Linked DNA regions of Mus musculus: region 1 is linked to region 2. A link is a contact called in ENCODE Hi-C data. All regions are on one chromosome and are shown on one strand. Each heading gives the region's core, a stretch centred on a gene start or an enhancer-like site at or near the end of the contact. The rest is flanking DNA. Distances are from core to core; before and after follow the strand shown.

What was found. Hi-C counts contacts between places; a loop is a spot of excess contacts on that map.
Region 1: a map of mature B cell shows a loop between it and region 2 (2.2-fold over the local background). The contact joins two enhancer-like sites. A Hi-C loop is called at or near these places in 1 of 37 maps with a recorded cell type or tissue (mature B cell).

What each region holds. Positions count from the first base shown.
Region 1 is chr13:83,061,619-83,068,120 of GRCm38, reverse strand. No RefSeq gene overlaps it. Among named protein-coding and RNA genes, the nearest start is that of Gm33073, 56 kb to the left of the region's middle. Within about 2 kb of position 3,277, at least 1 of the 3 ENCODE cell types and tissues checked has a DNase peak (open chromatin) inside an H3K27ac peak, as active enhancers do.
Region 2 is chr13:82,907,183-82,913,143 of GRCm38, reverse strand. No RefSeq gene overlaps it. Among named protein-coding and RNA genes, the nearest start is that of Gm33073, 210 kb to the left of the region's middle. Within about 2 kb of position 3,370, at least 1 of the 3 ENCODE cell types and tissues checked has a DNase peak (open chromatin) inside an H3K27ac peak, as active enhancers do.

The sequences.
Region 1 (6,502 bases), core at 2,028-4,527, 160 kb before region 2:
CACTAGCTATATGAGGAACAAGAATAAGTTTTCTCTTCTCATGGAGATTATAATTTAACATGGGTTAGTGTTAAAATATAGTAAGCAAATATGTAAACAAGATTTTAAGATAGTAAATATAAAGCAGTTGAATGCATATGTGTAGTATCTATAGAGACATCTGTGACCATCTTTCATTTAATGTGCATTCAAAGTTTTTAAATTAAATAAATAGAGATACACTCCAGGAGACCTGAGATGACTTTCCACAGACTATCTGACATGCCTTTTAAATCTAACTACAATCTGCTTTCTCTGAAAATTTCTCTGCTCACTCAAGCCGAATCTGTCTCTTCCATGGCACTTGTTCACATCCTGCATTTTCCTTTAGCACTGTGTGGTATTCTTCCTGTCCCCTCTGCCTGTCACTTCCTTTTAGCACTTTCTGCTCAAGAATGCCTCATTTTGAGCTGTTGCCTAATAGAAAGCTATTAAGCTCAAGCAGCTACATGAGATCTCCATGGATCACTTGGCTAAGGGTTTACTCGTCCTTCCTCAGTTTGTACTTATTTCATGTGTTGCATTGTGATTGATTTCATATATTATAGATTCATTTAATATATATGTAAAGAGCTGCCTATTGTTTGCTACGAGTGAGAATTATATCTCTGCTTTAGCAAAGCTTTAATTTTAACTTGTTCATAAAGCATAGTTTCTTAAGGTGAAGGTTATCAACTAATCATGTTTAACTCTTGAATGTAGTTAAGATTTTGAAAGTCAGTGTGAAATAGTTATACTGATGGAGTGGGAGGGATGATGGAAGGAAGGGAGGGAGGGAGGGAGAGAGGGAGGGAGAACATAAAGTTGGATGAGTAGGTAGGTGGGGGAGATGTTAAGGGAGAGTTAAGAAATGATTAAAATCCAATTGTATGAAATTCTCTAAAAATTAATAAAATTGTTTTTAAAATTTGCTATGTTCATCTATTCAAATACCTACATGCCTTCTGTTTTTTAATTTTTTATTGAAAATAAAGGATTTTTAATACAATATATTTTGATCAGTTTCTTCTCCCTCATCTCTCAAATCTTTCCCACTTCCTGACCAATTCAAACCCATGCCTTCTTTCACTCTTAAGTAAACAAACAAAAAGGACGAAAAACAAAAATCAAAACCAAAAGCCCAAGAATAAAACCAAAAATGAACAAACAAAACAAGAAGAAATAAACAACAAAAACCAAGGTGTTATTTTGTATAACGTAAATATATATTAAAACTGTTGAAGACTTTATCTTCTAAAATACATGTGAAATTTTCACAAAGAGAGAATTGTGAGACTAGTTATAAAATACTGACTTATATATAATGCATAGTAAAAGAAGGCATTGATATTGGTATTTTACTCTGCCATTCAAAATTTTCAAAAGGAAACAATTTATGGGAAACCTTGAATATTTGAATGATTTAACTTTTCACCTCATAGTGTGTGTGTGTGTACTGAGGTTAACGCTCTCCCCTCCCCCAATGTTGGCTCCCATGAACGTTATATAGAAAAAAGAAAGACTAGAAAGGAGAAGTAGGCACGTTACATTTTGCTTAGGTCGGCTGGCAGATTTCCATGATGTCAGCCCTATTTCGTTTTGCTCTAAAAGCAGGAGCTCATGGGTTTGTTTTTGTGTTTCTTTAAACCTGTGTCCACTCATAATCCTGAGTTCCTCCCAAAGATTATCTTCATGCCCTTGTTAATTGTGACAATTCAAATATAAGGATTTTATTTTTCTTTTCAGTTGATGTGTGACCCTGGTCGCATTTTGACTGAGCTCATGGAAACAGTACTGAGAAGCCGTCTATAAATAAGTAGTTTTGTTTACAGGAACTTACTGTGCAACTGGACTTCGAACACCTGCTGTTCAAGGCTGAGAAGGGAGAGGAGGGGTTTCAGTCCTCTTTACTTGCAGACAATTCCCTCCCACCCCAAAGCAGATGTGGGTACAATCCCCCTGTTAATGCCCCACAGGGATTGTTATAATGCTTTCCTGCCCACCCCCCATTCTACCTCTCCTTACTATTAGATTTCTAAAAATCTACTGAATTTGACTAATGTGTCAAATAAACACAGGATGAAAAAAAAAAGAGTATGTGAAAGCACTATACTTAGAATTATGAAAATAAATATCTACAATTTTTATACTTACCCGTAATTTGTAGTTTCAGCCAACTAAGAAATGTCAATCCTGTGAGCTACTGAGAGACTGGAGTCCAAATGGAGCTTCTCAAATGGCCTTGCAAGTTGGTAGATATAAATATGACAGTGTTTCTGTCCTGTCCTTTCTATGGTCTTTTCTGTCTTTGATGCATGGTGTGTCACAGCAGAAATCATCGCTGTGTTTATTTGATATGGTGATCATTCAGCTAATAAATAAATAACAAAAGCCAAACATTTGTTTACCTAAGATATATTTTGTGAACTTACAATGTCATTAGAACAGAAAAGCAACTCTTCTAATGTAAGGCTTACTGAAACTTACTACTAAGGAAATGAGAAAATGAGTAGGCAGAAATTGTATCCTATAAGCATGATGGAATAATGTGAAATAATATTTTAAAAGAGAGTCTGGGGAAAATTCCCCCTTTCCTCTTCCCATTTAGCCTGTTAGGCCATACTTCCAAGTGGCAGAGCCCACGCTGACTCTGATGGTTGGGAACACATCTCTAAGAAGAACTAGTACTGTATTCTGAGTCACATTTTCTATTTTTATGTAAAGTCCTATTTAGAGCTTGGCTACTATTAGACTTGTCCTGATTTCCCTTAGTTACTGTGATTTAGTCGGCTGATTATTTGCAACATGCACTTTAGTAGTTAGAGACAGTTCTTGATAGATGCCCAAGGTTAGATCAACACACAGGTAGCCTATAATACTGAAAATCGAATCACCTTTAGAATATCTTATTCATTCAATTAGTGAACAGAACTATATTCTCTTACAGAAAGTAGGAAAGAATTATTTAGAAACTTTCACCAGAAACCATCTGTCAATGGATATAAAAGAACTGAAGGAGAAGTCACCTCTCCTTTCAGAGTCGTGTCTTCATTAGTAATTATAAGCAAGTGGATCCAGAAATAGACATGCAGGATCGGAAGACACCACCGCAGTAGCCAGTACTTTCAGACATCACCACAAAAACATGCACTCAATATTTCACAATCATCGTCCCTGGCAATGTCACAACACTGCCTCGGGCAAGGTTCTGCTACCCTTTTAGAGTAGAATATGCCCCTCCTCCCATAAATCACTCTTCTTGAAGGGCAAACTAAACTTTCTTGGTTTCAAAGCCATGCTTGCCACAGAGTAGGAAACCCTGCTCATACCATTGGAAAACCATCTTAGTGTTCTTGGCTAGCTACAGAAATTTTCACAAGCACAATTGCTGGCAACCCTCCTGTCTTCCAGCGTGGAGCCCTGGAAACAGAACCCTGCAGGCTTTATTTCTAACAAGATGATTTTACATTACCCTTGTGCATGGAGAAAGGATTCATGCTTTGTTGTTGTTGCTACTGCTGTTTTCCTGCTTTCCTGAGCTCCTGATAAAGCTAAATTTATTTAGGATAGTAAACTTAGTCACATTGAAGACTTTATCTTGTCAACAAATTTCTCTTATTTTTCTAAAGACCCTTTTGGGTTTCCCTTCTTCAAGGTTACCAAACAGTAAGTGAACTGCACAATTTGTACATTTATCAGTTTAATTGATGATAAAATATGAAAATAAATTCTAAACTTTCACTGCATGTCCAGTGGGCATTGATTTTTATACTTGAATTGAATAGAATATAGTTTGGATGCAGCCATTATGAGGCAAAAATTTAAAAATAGTGACACATTTTACTCCTGGCTACTACTACAATTTAAAGTAATTCACCCCTATCTCATGGCATTGTGGAATTAAAGACAATGCAGTCTACACAAATAGCTGGAATCAAGCATCTCAACTAAATATTTTTATAGTGGTGAAGCTTAGTAAACCTCAGTGAGAGAAGAATCTTATGTTTCCTATCATCAATTTCTCAATTCTAGAAATTCATTGTTGTAGAATCAAAAAGAGAATTCACAACGCAATGAGGACAAAAAGGGAATTATTGTGAAGTTGGAAGTTTTTTCCTCTTCACCTCGCTAAGGAGCAGGCTGCACTTCTGAAAGGAAACTTACCCATTTCCTTATATTTTAATTAACATATAAGTTCACTAAAATATAAAGAATAATGGCATAAATATTATATCTTGGTAGCAAAAGCATATTCACAATTTCACTTCAAAAGATGGCAATTCTTGTATTAAAAATTAAAAGAGACATGATTAAAGCATCTGTGATATGAAGTAGATTTAACAATTTCATTGTCACTAAATTCTGTCTCTGTTTTGTAGGAAAATAAGTACAATTATTGCTTCATTTGATCATATTTTAAAAATTGGATGACTGATTTTATTAGATAACAATTTTAAAAGTTTTATCACTCAACTCACATAAGTGTGATAAATGATAATGTATTTCTAAAAGAAATTAAGAAGCCAAGTTAAAATCTAGAACTGATTTTCTGGAAAAGATCCTCTTTTCCCAACTTTTAAACTTCAGATAAAATTATTGTCAATTTCTTGAGACAGAATACTCAAAACAAGAATGGAAAATACAAATACTTAAATTATTAGTAGGTTTCCTTCATGAGGAAAGGGTTTCATTCCTTAGAACATAGTAGAAATTATTATTAATTCTTCTGAAGTCAAGATCACTGTAGATGTCACAGTTATAGTCACCAGTCTCAGAGAAAACAGAGACTTAGGTGAAATGTGTGACTCAGGCCTGTCTATATTACCTAGTTCCTTCTCAAGCCCCACTCCCTCTAGAATTAGAACGAAAGATGGAGATTTCGCAGGAAGAAGCAATTGTTTCTCCAGTTAGCAAAAGCATTTATAGATAGCAAGAAATAACTGTCCTTAGCAGAGTGTATGATGAAGTATATTTTGCATACCTAACTTATACATCACCACTTTCCAAGGATGATCATTGGGTTGAAAAAGATAGAATTCACTTACTCACTCATTCATTAGTTCTATGAAGAAGTATTTTTCAGCAGCAATTTCTATGTACCATGGAGCTGTAGACAACATCAATGAACTTTCACACATTTATGTGAGTTGAGATATAAAATTTACAATTTATTGTCTAATATATTGAAAATGGTATTGGCAAAATCTCTGGACAAATTACTTGGCAACTGATAGACTTAAGCTGAGAGTTTTCACTGTAATTACAGCAAACAATAGGTTGTCTGAAATTTTTGGAATCCCTATATTTTTCAAATTTCCTAAGTATGTAACAAGCAATATAGGTGCATATTTATTTAGCTCTACTCTTTGTAATTACAATTAAGATATGACGTTTGTTTCTGTTTCTTGTGTGTGTGTGTGTGTGTGTTTGTGTGTGTGTGTTAATCTTAACTAATAGTTTATATTTTGTTGAGGAATGAAGAGCTAGCTATCCAGCACAGAAACTGTGCAAAAACAATGTTCAATAAATCCACTTTCAACAGTAGGGTGAACTCTACTACATGTACATCTTTATAATGGTTATATTATAAACTGGGGGCTTATGAATCAAGGGTGGAATCATTTTTAAGTAGTCATCTGAAGTCATCTAGAAATAGCATTGCTTGTGTCAGGGAGCTTCATCCGAGGCATGAACCAGTAATGGTTGTTTACGTGACAGTGATTTCTGCAGTTACGAGTGCCCAGATCTGTTAAGCAGAGAAACAGTGCTTCTCCCTGCTCAGCCGTAGTCTTCTGCTCTCAGTGCATGGTGAGGAGTAAGAACAAACCAGGAAGAAGACAAGCCATTGTGCCTTAGCTCCCGGCTCCATCTAATCATCACCACCATCCTCATCATCCATCATCACCACAATATGTAGTTGGAACCTGAAAATGGCTGCAAATATAATATATGCCTATGCTGTGACCAAGGAGCACAGAATGCAAATTCATAGTTTACTAATAAGCCATGGCTGGAGAACAGTGCAGTCACTTTCTACATAGCCTAAAATCACTCAACGGTTTCAGCTATAATTCTCCGGGATCTGTACGTACAGACAAACTTAAGTGAAGAATGGGACCAGGGAACACAAACAAGAAACCCCTCAGGGAGAGGAAGGTCCAGATTTCACAGTGCTTGCACACTAAAGTAACCGTAGAAGTTGTGAGCATCCTACCAATTGATTGTAAACTGGATATGAGTATTTGCCTCAGGCAGGTGATAGGTGTATAGCTTTAACTCTGAAATGTATTGCAACACTTCTGCTTCATATTTTTATGAGAGACTGGAAATCTGAGGATTCCTAAGAGTTAATAAATGAAACCTTACAAGTTTGGCTGGGACTGGGAAGGTAGCTTTGTGGCAAAGTTCTGTCCTAGAATTGCAAATAAGCATAGCTTGAGCCAAGAAACTGAAAGGAAAAAGGCTGACCAAAAGGTACCAAAAA
Region 2 (5,961 bases), core at 2,121-4,620:
TATCACAACAGCCTCGTGACTGCTTACCCAGGCGAGCACTAGAAATATCTAGCTCATTACCACTACATAAAATAGCATGGGGTATTTTCAGAATGAAAACGTTCACCGGATGACGAATTCTAAAGCTGTTCATGTCCCTGTTTCTGAAGGAAGCGATTGCGCTTTGATACTGGCAACTTGAACAATCATTGAGGAAATTTTTGATTCTTAGTGGAACACTGCCAGCCTGAATCACATCAAATACCTGCTAGTCGTTTACTTTTTCTTTCTTTCTTTCTTTCTTTCTTTCTTTCTTTCTTTCTTTCTTTCTTTCTTTCTTTCTTTCTTTCTTTCTTTCTTTAATCTGAGAACCCATGAATGTTCTTACACCAACTGATCAAAGAACATTGACCCAAATGGAGTCAGAGACTGAAAATGCCTCAACTAGGAAGTTGATCCTGGTTGCTATTTAAATCCGTTGCTTAAGTGTCCTCGGCATCCATGCTGCATTCTTTACTTGGTTCAGGGGGCAGACATTTGGGTCAAAATATCCCTAAGCATTTGTTTGCTAATGTGGACTTTAAAATGTTTACAAACAGCTGTTACAATAACCCAAATACCCGAAGCAAAATATAACATATTCAAGGATCAGACTGTTAATGACAAACATTTGTTCCAACAGCACCTAGTGGCTCAGGGTAATAAGACCCATGATGATAATGGCATTTGTCACATGTGGGCAGCTGTAGTCATGAGTGGAAGTGACTACCCTCTTACATGCCCACTTACCACTTTGAAACCAAACCTCATTGTAGTAACAATGCCGATGTCAATCCAAGAACAGTTTTAGATAAATTAGAAGCTCTGAGTTTCTAACAGAGAGGGAGAAATAGCACAGCAAATAAACTGAATAGATTTTGCTCAGTATTACTTACATGTTAGGACTCTAGGCTATTCACTATAATCAAACAACAGCAATAACAACAACAACAAAAACCTCGCTGTTTACAAGTCTAATCACTTCTAGTTGCTGTTTTTGTGCAGACGCTCTTCCGGAAATTGGTCTCTGAAAGAAGAGGGTTGTATTTTTGGTTTTGTTTTCTTGTTTACTTGTTTCCTTGCTTGAAGTCACCTGAAGTGAGCTTTGAAGGGTAAGATATTTGTCGGTTCGGGCTTGTTAATATAGTTATCTTAGAAATCAGTAGGATGAAAAGGCCAACAAGGAAAGAGACAATAAACCCAAAAGATGCCCCACCATTCCACAGGGGCACTTGTTCCACTATATTCACAGTAGCCTTATTTGTGATAGCCAGAAGATGGAAACAACCTATCTGTCCCAAGACAGAAGAATGGATACAGAAAATGTGGTTCATTTACACAATGCAATACTACTCATATTGTCCAACTGCATTTCCCCTCTTCCTCGTTATAGTAACTCCATTCCAAGGACTCATTTCTTGCTGCTAATGAAATATAAGGACAGGTGTAACTATCATGTTCACTTTAAGTGTCAAAGCATCCAGTAACAAGAACTCCAGCTTGACGAGTAGAGATGTGTCATAGAGTTTCCAGGTGTTTACAGAGAACATGAAATATAACAAGAAAATATTCTTAGCTAAAGTCATCTACTGTAATTTTGAGCAAATTCTCAGTGCTTTTCTCTCAAATTGTTTTCTTGAATGAAAAGCCAACATTTATAGTTTCACAAATGTGTATTAATGTGCATTAATGTTTGAATTACCTGGCATACCTTGTCATCACATGCTTAAAAATGACTCTAATCACCTAGAGATGGATATTTATTGATTTTATTATTCTTGCCAATGACATAATTATATCTGTTCATACTTTTTTTCAGAATCAACTACAATATAATACCACACTTACAGACTTGTTTAGGAGACAAACATAGTGTCTACTGGGATGACCCAAAAAGAGACAAAATACATTTTTAATACCACTCATCAGTTGTAAATCCTTTTTATTTTTTTCAACCAGAAAGGTAGAGAAAGGAAATGTTAAACTTTCATGCATCATTTAGGTTTAGTACAGTTTTTCAAAGCTGACATTTTCTTGTTTCAGAATGTAATCTTTATGTAAAAATGGTTCTGTATGAGAGTTACAAATCAATTATGTCCTGATCATGTGGACCAATACAGAGTATATCTATAAGAAATTAAAAGACACAATTCGTGTTAATTCATTAGGATTAAAATGATTGTGTAAAGGAAATTAACATTACTATGAGTTTTAAAAGATAATTTGCAATTTAATTTTAGATTATGTATTCTTTATTTATTTCATACCATGGTAAACAAATTGTCAATTTAAAATAGTTTAAATTTACTTTTCACAGTCAAATACTGAGGGAGATAACAATTTCTTTATACACAACAAAAGTTTACTTATTACCTAAGCTTGCACCCTTACAATTTGTTTCACTGTAAAACTATTAACATTTTATTTGAATGTAACATAGTCCACATTCATATTTTTCTTCTCCATGAATCTGGAGATAGCTTAAAGGCAATCAGTTGTTTGCTGTAGATATGACAACTTCTTAGGGCTTGTGATGGTTCTGTGTCTGAATAGGGGGATTTTTTAAAAGAAAACTCCCTCACCAGAGTTACCCGCATGTGTTTTTTAAACATGAAAATTCTCTTTCTATTATTCAGAGGTTTTATTAAGAAATCTGTTGACTTCAGCACTAAAAATATCTCAGATCCATTCTGACTGTTTCACAAATTGCATGAGGATTCATTTTACTGGTGCTTAAATTGCTCATGTGCTTCTAGTGAATCCAAGTAGAAATAGAAGACTGTATTTTCTGCATATACTCTATGCATATACTCTGCATATACTCTACGGATGAGACCTCTGTGGCATTTTGCATATATTACCATGTTTATCATTAATAACCATTAGGCAATCTAACAATTACTTTCCTTAAATTACAAAGAAGGAAACTGAGGCTCATGAAAGTGAGTGATGCCACCAAGAAAGACATGGAAGAAGGTTTACTGTTTGTGTGTATTTAGCATCAGCCTATCTGTCACTCCATTATTGCGCTGCTTCCCAGTGAGTTATTTAAAAGTGATTGCTTAGTTACTTTCCTCCTAAGGGATTAGCGTACAATACTGAAAAACCCATATCTGGATTAGATTCTTTATTCCTTTAAAATTATCAGGAATTTTATATGGTCAACTAAAAAGAATTACTGAGAAAGAAATCATCACTGAGAGAAACGTATATGAAGCAGTCTGGGGTTTGGAGAGGCATGCAGCTTTGGAACCGGCCATGTGCGTTTTCTCTCTCTCTCCTCATCTACTTCTCTTCCATGGGGATTTATCTCTTGTAGGTAAAGAGGGCCTGATTAACCACGATTGGAAAAATCAAATTTGGAGCCACGATCTATTCTCTCTGCCACCCATACTGAAGCATTAGCCATAAAGAAAATGACTGCATATGAAGTTCTGCGTTCATATCAATTCATGTCCTGGGCATATCTCTCCTTATGGTTTTATCAGTCTCAGGGAGTGCTTTGCCTTTTCTTATTAATTTAAATAAAATATTTTGATGATTTTCCATTCATGTGTATAAATCTTACTCTGAATATGAGGACTCTCATTTTCTAAACTTTAAGCTGGGAACTCTACTGTACTTTGTTTCCCTTTTAGGATTAGTTGCAAAGTTCTAATTGACAGAATGAAAAGCAAAAGAACCCACTGAACACCCACTACATGCTTTTTTAGAAAGGGGAAACATTCTATAAAAAACACTGAACAATGCAAGACACACACGGATGAACACGTGTCTTAATGACATTCTATGTGCAGTTCCTTCCCCAACACGTCCTTCTCACCACGCAGCACATAAGCCACAGAACACAGAGCCCTGGGAAGTCTGCTTTTAGTAGCATATATGCATTTTCAAAAATGTTTGTCAGTCCCAAAATCCTAGTATGTATTTCAAGTGGTTAGGATTTTAATATTTTTAAAGCCTGGCTGCCATTTTGTTGTAGCAACTACACAGTGTGGTTTGTATATAATTCGAGGACAAATTTTTATATCACTCTTTTCTTTTTATATGTTGTAAAAAATTAATTTATTAGAACTAATTAAGATAGGATCAACATTTTGAAGAAGCAGTTTTATTTAAAAAGCAAAACCGAACCAAACCAAATTAACAACAAAAATAAAAAAGATCACTCAAAGTGCTGTCGGGTGGCCTATGGATGATTTAAAAATCTTTCTTTAAGAGGTGGGATATGTCAGGTGGTGTCCAGTATTCCTGTATCTGAAGTGCCTATATTTCAGTGACCTATACAGGTGTAAGCTTGTATAATAAGACTTGACAATGAAGAGACATTTGCTTATAAATAACGTCTCAGGGAAGAAAATGCCTAACAATTTTTACATATGCAGCATTCATCCCATAAAAAGAATAGAAGTATCTTATCTTCTATTCTGCTAACAGGTTTCAGCAGTTTTCTGAATACTTATGAGTAGCTCAGAAATTCATATAAGTTCATGTAATTCACACAGCATCTGCTGTAAAAAAAATAGTGATAATTTACATCCAATTAAAATATCTCTCATTAGATAAAATGATTTAATAAACCAACAAATTTATATAAGAGGATAGTATTCACTGGGAATAAAATGACTCAATTTGCTATGCAAACAAAAAAATCAATGAGCAGAAAACTGGAAAAGGAACACGTCCAATGTCTTTTATATAAAATTTTAATTTGTTGACTTAAAAAGAAAAACGGTGTCCTTACTGTCTTAGAATTTATGTGAGTTATTTAAAAAAGCATGTCTATTCATTGGATGAAATTCTTATTAAATTGCTAAAAATACATTTCTGAACTCCCTGTATCTGGTACAGAAGTAGAAATTTCAGTAATGTTTGCTACATATTATCACCTTCCTGCTTTTTTAATGTTTTACAGTTGTATTGCATGGGACTGTATGCAATCTTGACATAAAAGGAAATTAAAGTTTGTAATTTCTTTTTATGCTATAAGATTCCGTTACCTTTAAAATAAGCTTAGATCTATCTGGCAGGCAATTATGCAAATGCATTCTGTAAGGGCATATACTAATGATAAACCATGAAATAAACTCAAGAAAAAAAGAGGTGTCGAGCGAAGAAAAAAGTAAGTCTTGCTATTTTTTCCTTTAAATATTTTTAGGGCTCTTCACCACTGCTGTTGGGTCATCTCTCTTAGCTGTACTCCAGAGCCTTTGTCAGTCTGGAGGAGGCAGCCATGTGTCCATGGCTGCTTATTTAGAATGGTGAAGACAGATGGCCTGGAATTGCTGGAGAAGACCTTAAAATATATTATAAAGAGGAAAGGAAAGAAAAAGAAACAATGAGAGAGGGCATAAAAAGGAGACAAATATGTGGCAAAGAAAATCACAAACACACACACACACACGCAGGCATACATTCACGGGTGAGGATAGACTTCAGAGCAGTAGGACTGGATTTAATATAATTACTTCTTTATATAGAAGCTCAAATTTCATTGTTCTTGATATTATCTCTGTTTAAGGAGTTTTGAACAGCACAGCCCCTCCTGTTTTGACAGAGCAACCTGGGTAAAGTGTGATATATATTTGCTTCTCGTGCCTCCCAAGCTTGGACTGTGAATTTTGAATTGTACAAGGTCTAGAGCTTGACTTATCTGAATCATACTGAATGAACCATACTGAAACCCATGACACCTTAACTCAATGTTTAAATACAGTTTCTCAAAATTATTTTGTCTAGCTTATCACCTTTCTTTACCCTTTTCTATAATTTTTAGGAAGATATAAAATATATCTCAGTAAAGACCTTATTGAGGGATGGTTTATGTATCTTAGTTATGGGAGAGGAAGAAAAAGATAGTAATGTGTTAGTTTGAGAATATCAGTGCATAACAGTATGTTTTCAAATTGGAAGGCTCGAGGAGATATTTCAGTAGGATAAAAT